Regions from separate parts of the Homo sapiens genome. Here region 1 is linked to region 2. A link is an interaction called in ENCODE POLR2A ChIA-PET data of the cell type or tissue named here. Cell type or tissue: Caco-2. All regions are shown on one strand. Links, peaks and the distances in the headings refer to the core of each region. The heading gives the core; the rest is flanking DNA. Region 1 holds the start of ACTL8 (actin like 8). Region 2 overlaps ARHGEF10L (Rho guanine nucleotide exchange factor 10 like).

Region 1 (2,909 bases), core at 156-2,655, 74 kb before region 2:
AGACGCAAGGAGCAACCACAACCCACAGAGCTGAGATGGAGTCTCTGAAGACCAGACCCCATCCAGAGCTGTGATAAACAACCCCCCGCTAAGAATCCCCCAAACCAGAGCTGGACAAAGCTCTCAAGGAAGAACCCCTCAAGGCCAAGGTAGAGTCCCCAAGAAAGAGCCCCTGGGGGCTTTCATAGGTTCCCCAAAGATAAGTCCCCCACTAGAGGTTTAAAAAAAAGTTCCCAAGAAGAGGCCCCCAGGGCTGAGGCCCCCTGGGAAGAGCCCCTATTCAAGGGATAAGATAGAGCCCCAAAGAAGAGCTCCCAGAGCTACCAAGGAAGGGGCCCCCTACCCAGGGCTGTGATTGATCCCCCAAGGAAGAGTCCCCTCCGAAGGCTGAAATAAAGTCCACAAAGAAAAAGCCCCTGAGGGCTGCGGTAGAGTCCCGAAGAGACACCCTCCTGCCACCTGTGACAGAGTAAACGTCCTCAAAAAAAGAGCCCTCCCAGGGCTGACGTGGAGCCCCCAAGGAACAGCCCCCCACCCCAGGACTGAAATAGAGCCCCAAAAAGAGACCCCCATATCAGGCTGAGATAGAGACCTCCAGAAAGAGCCCCTCACCCCAGGGAAGGGACCCTCCACCAGGCTGAGATAACCCCCTCCAGGCGGTGCCCCCACAAGGGGCTAAGCTTGGGCCCCCAAGGAAGGGCCCCCAGTCCCACACATGTGGCTGAGGTACAGCCGCTATGGAAGAGTCTCCTCCAAAAGCTGAAATCAAGTCCCTAAGGAAAAGCCCTTGGTCTGAGGTAGAGCCTGTCACTCCCCAACCCCACAAAGAAGTGCCCCACACACAAACCCTTGGGGGCTGACAGCCAGGCCTTGCTTAAGAGGGCATGGCTGTGCCACAGGAAGGACAAAAAAAAAAAAAAAAACAGTCAGGGGCCACAACCAGCCAAAGTTAGAAATTCAACTTTTAGAACGTACCAGAAATCTGCCCTGTAAGATGCCACAAAAGCTGCTCTCAGAAACAGTGTCTCACAAGAGGCACCCACTGCAAAACAACTTGAAAGGGGTGCTGTGTGAGCTGCCGAACTCAGCTGCACACTGCAAACGCCTGCACGAGAGCGGCTGCACGTGGTGCCGCAGCCTACTCTGTGAGCACGTGGCAAGCAGGAAGCGGAACCTCCCCGCTGCTGGGGCTCCCCAGCGCCCTCTACTGGCAAAGCCCAGCATGCCTGCTGGCCAGGGAGAAAATTTAAAGGGCCCAGATCCATTTTTACCAAGCAGGCAAGAAGGGTGAATGTGGAGCGGAGAGGCAATAATTTGACAACCAGCAACAATGAAATATCAGCAGTGAAAAAGAAAATAACTACTGATACATAAAACAAATGCATTAATCATATACGTATTATGCTGAGTAAAAGAAACCAGACGCAAAGCAGCACAATCTGTAAGTTTCCATTTACATTATGCACAAAATTCTCTGAAAAGAAATTTAGAGGAAAGAGACTTTAGTACAGAAAACAGTTTGCAAACTTGGAGATGCACCCTCCACTGGAAAATGAAGGGGAGTTCCCAAGAATGAGGGAAGCATCAAGTTTTGCGCAAAAGTTCCTGCCCAGGTTCCCAATCAGATCAAGATGTGCAAATGAAGGATTGAAACTTGCTTAGTTCTGATTGGTCAATATAGCTGAGCTCTCATTGGTTGATACAGCCAAACCCTGATTGGTTTATACACTTGAGCCCTGATTGGTTGGTTCAGGTGAGCTGAGAAAGTACCAAAGATAAAAAGGTGCAGGTTTTCTGGGGAAGTCAGGGTAGTTGTGTAACCATAGTCAGCAAGTGGCTGCTTCATTCTATTTTAAATTTAGGCCCACTTACCCATTCTTATTTGGGGGGGGGGTAGTATTTATTTATTTTGTAGAGAACAGGGTCTTGGTATGTTGCCCAGTCTGGTCGTAAACTCAGGGGCTCAAGTGATCCGCCCACCCTGGCCTACCAAAGTGATGGGATTACAAGCAAGAACAGCGGAGCCTAGCCCACTTAGCCACTCAGGATCCATCTTGAAGGTCTGGCCCTTTCAGGTTCACATTTGTTCACAGAAGTTCAAGAACAGGCAAAGCAACCTACAGTGACAGAAATTAAAAAAAAAAAAACAGGTGGAGATGGGTGTATTTAGCTGGAAGAGGGCACAATGGAATTTTCTAGGGCAATGGAAATACTCTCTATTGCAATTGGGGTGCTGTATACATTTGTAAAAATTCATCATACTGAACACTAAGATCTGTGTGTTGCATTGTAGATAAATTATACCTCAATTTTTAAAAATTAGCCCCCAAACTTGGTTTCAAATCCAGTCACTGTGTACTACCTGTACACAGTGGGTGATATGGTTTGGCTTTGTGTCCTCACCCAAATCTCACCTTGTATTTTAATAATCCCCACGTGTCAAGGGTGGGGCCAGGTGGAGATCATTGAATCATGGGGGCTGTTTGCCCCATACTGTTCTCATGATAGTGAATAAGTCTTACGAGATCTGATGGTTTTATAAACGGGAGTTCCCCTGCACAAGCTTTTTGCCTGCCGCCACGTAAGACGTGACTTTGCCCCTCCTTTGCCTTCCACCTTGATTGTGAGGCCTCCCCAGCCAAGTGGAACTGTGAATCCATTAAACCTCTTTCCTTTATAAATTACCCAGATTTGAGTATGTCTTTATTAGCAGCATGAGAACAGACTAATACAGTGGGTAAACAAATATTGTTGAATAAATAAGTGCACACATGAATCACACATTCTTTTTGCTCCCTCACAGCAAATTTCTGATGGTTCCCCCAAATTACTAAGCTATTGGCCTGCTTTTCTGGGCTCCCATAGTCCTCTCCTCTTAGTCCGGTTGCAGCTTTTATTACACTAATGTT
Region 2 (2,909 bases), core at 119-2,618:
ACAGAGAGAAGAGAGTCCGGTGTGGAATGGGAGAGACGAGGGTAGACTCCAGGATCTCAAATCTAAATCAGAGGTATCAAAACGAACCCCAACTCGAGAGTTCTTCCCTGGCCCTGTCCACTGAAAGAGCCTGAAGGCAGTGACTCTAGCCAGGGTGCCCTGGAGAAATGCCTAGAACTTCTCACAGATGAAAAGCAAGGAAGGGCTCAAAGAACAATGGGGATGTGTCCAAAGGACCCAGGAGCCAACACGAAGGGGTCCCCGCTGGCCAAATTCAAGACAATGTGAACATCAAAAATAATAATGATGGTCCTGATTAGAGCACGCTGGATTTTTTTTTTTTAAATCTAGGAATTTGTAGTGATAGTAAGGGCAGGGTGTGGAGTGGGGTCAGGTGAATCTCTGTAACTAGTGACAACTAGTCAATGCAGAAGGCAAGGCAGAATTAGACAATGGTGAATTAGCAATCACCAAGGATCACCCATGGATGACAAAGCCCCAGGGGGAAAGTTTGTGGAGGAACTGGATATTCACACAGTCTCCAAGAATCACCCAAAGGTGACTGAGTAATCACAAAGGGAAACCAGCACCTTTAGAAGGAGAGATCCAGCCGACGCTACCCTAACCAAGTGATCAGGACGGGGCCAGCTGCTCTTCTTCCTCCCCGAGGACTGCTGTGGGAGGTGTAGGGCTCCCCTGACCCCCAGCCCCACAGCACCTGGCCGAACACTGGCAGCTCATTGGGAGGAAATAACCAGGCAATTCCAGACTGTGGAACTTCTATGAGACGCTGGCTTGGACTTGTCAACAAAGTCAATATCATGAAGAAAACAAAAAAGCAAAGGGATTATTCTAGATTAAAAGGAGACTTAAGAGACATGAAAACCAAAGGCTGCCTGTGATTTCAGGCTGGATCCTGGATGGCATTTGGGGGAGTAGCTCTGAAAGATATTTTGGGGACAACTGGGAAAACCTGTACCTGGACAGTATTTAGATAGCATCAGTGCATAGACCTAAATTCCTGGGTGTGATATGCCATGCAGTTACGTTGAAGAGACATGCCGAAGTATTTAGGGGTAAAGGGTAATGATGCCTGCAACTGACTTTTTTAAAAGTGGGTGTATGTCTCTGTGCATGTATAATATGGGGGAAGATTGTAGCAACATGTTAACAGTTACCTGGGTGAAGAATATCTGTGTATTGTATTATTCTCTCACCTTTCCTGTAGTTTGAAATTTTTCAAAGTAAAAAGTTATGGGGGACCAGGCGTAGTGGCTCACGCCTGTAATCCCAGCACTTTGGGAGGCTAAGATGGGTGGATCACTTGAGGTCAGCAGTTCAAGACCAGCCTGGCCAACATGTCTCTACTAAAATTACAAAACTTATCTGGGCATGGTGGTGGGCACTTGTAATCCCAGCTACTTGGGAGGCTGAAGCAGGAGAATCGCTTGAACCCGGGAGGCAGAAATTGCAGTGAGCCGAGATCACGCCACTGCAATTCAGCCTGAGCAACAGAGTGAAACTCCGTCTCCAAAAAAAAAAAAAGTTATGGGAGAAAAGGCAAAGTAATTTAAAAAAAAAAAAAAAAAGCTGGCAGTTGGAGGGGAGGGGTTGTGCCCGCCTCCTCCAGCTCCCAGATCCCCACTACCCAGTGACTCAGTCTCCTCTGTCATCTGTACACGGGGACAAAAAGAGAACACGCCTCTGGGGCACGGTGAGGATTCCAGGGAGAGCATTGGCGCACTGTGACCTGGAATGAACCCAGGTGAGCTGAGACAAACCTGTGTGTCCTGAGCCTGCCCACGGAGCCCCTCCCTGCAGCCCCCCATCCACCCGCTACAGGCGCCCACACAGTCAGTTTCAGGTGGGTGATACTGCTCCAAATAGTGCTGACACAGCCCAACCTCCAGTCCTACAATATTTATGTGCCTCCAGGTGACGCTTCTGTGCATGGTTTCCATAAATTCCCAGGGTGAGCAGCTCAGCACTCAAAGTCATTAGAGCTGAGATGTCGCCAAGGGGCCGGAAGGCTCGCTGGGCACAGGGGCTCTCAGGGGCTGCCAGCTCCTGAGGAAACAGCAGGATGCTGGTGGGGCTTCTACTTTACAGGTACCCACCGTGTGTCAGGACTTTCCAATGCCTGACTGGGCACTGTGCGCGCAGCGTCCCACCTCACGGAGACTCTATGAAAAGAGAGCGAACCAACCCCGGGTGGCCCAGATGGGCAGGGGCAGGGCAGGGCAGGGGCAGGGGCAGGGTGGGGCAAGGCGGGGCAGAAGCGTGCACCTCGCTCCAAGCTCACATGCTGTCCTCCGAGGGTCTCATGGGGGACTCTCAACGCTGAGCACCAGAGCTGAATGTGAGCATGAAGGGGCTGTGCCACCCATTCCCGGCCCAGTCACCACCGAGCTGGCCCTGGGAGACACAGTCGTGGGCCCAGAGATCACCCACGATCACCTGCAAGCACCTCACCTACTCTGCCTCCCTTTAATCCCCACAGACACCTGGCAGGTGGGTGCCACCATTCCATCCTCATCCCATAGCTAGGGCACAAGAAATGACCTGTGCAGGGCCACCCCGCCAGCAAAGGGCAGGGCTGCGAATTCAGACCCGGGGTCACGTCCGCTCTGCACGGCTGCACTGAGCATGTGGAAGGGCCATCTTCTACAGGCAATTAGCACAACTCCCTTCCCTGTCTTTATCTCATTCTTATCAACACTTTACCGCTGAGGAAACAAACTGACAGGCTAAATGATGTGCAAAGTCGCGCTGCTTAGGACATGGGAGGAAAGCCAAATTCAAACCTAGGGTGACCAGTCCTACCCGGTTTGCTCAGGACTGTCCAGGCTGCGGCACTGGAAGCCCCAAACCCAGGAAATTCCTCAATCCTGGGCAAACCAAGACACTTG

Evidence for each region. Peaks named below come from ENCODE experiments on the same cell type or tissue, not always from the same donor. Only the 100,000 strongest peaks of a DNase experiment are listed, where the experiment ranks them.
Region 1: POLR2A ChIA-PET joins it to region 2 with 5 read pairs; 3 of 35 experiments call an interaction of 5 or more read pairs at or near these places.

The regions. Positions count from the first base shown.
Region 1 is chr1:17,753,571-17,756,479 of GRCh38, reverse strand. ACTL8 (actin like 8) reads right to left here and starts at 1,147. Exons shown (of 3, transcript NM_030812.3): 1 at 976-1,147. In Caco-2, for the core only: a CTCF peak has its summit at 1,207 (motif pointing left); a DNase peak (open chromatin) is centred at 1,159; H3K4me3 peaks cover 1,029 bases.
Region 2 is chr1:17,679,424-17,682,332 of GRCh38, reverse strand. All of the region lies in intron 26 of ARHGEF10L (Rho guanine nucleotide exchange factor 10 like), which reads right to left. Among named protein-coding and RNA genes, the nearest start is that of LINC02810, 37 kb to the left of the region's middle. In Caco-2, for the core only: no CTCF peak of the experiment used is centred there; no DNase peak of the experiment used is centred there.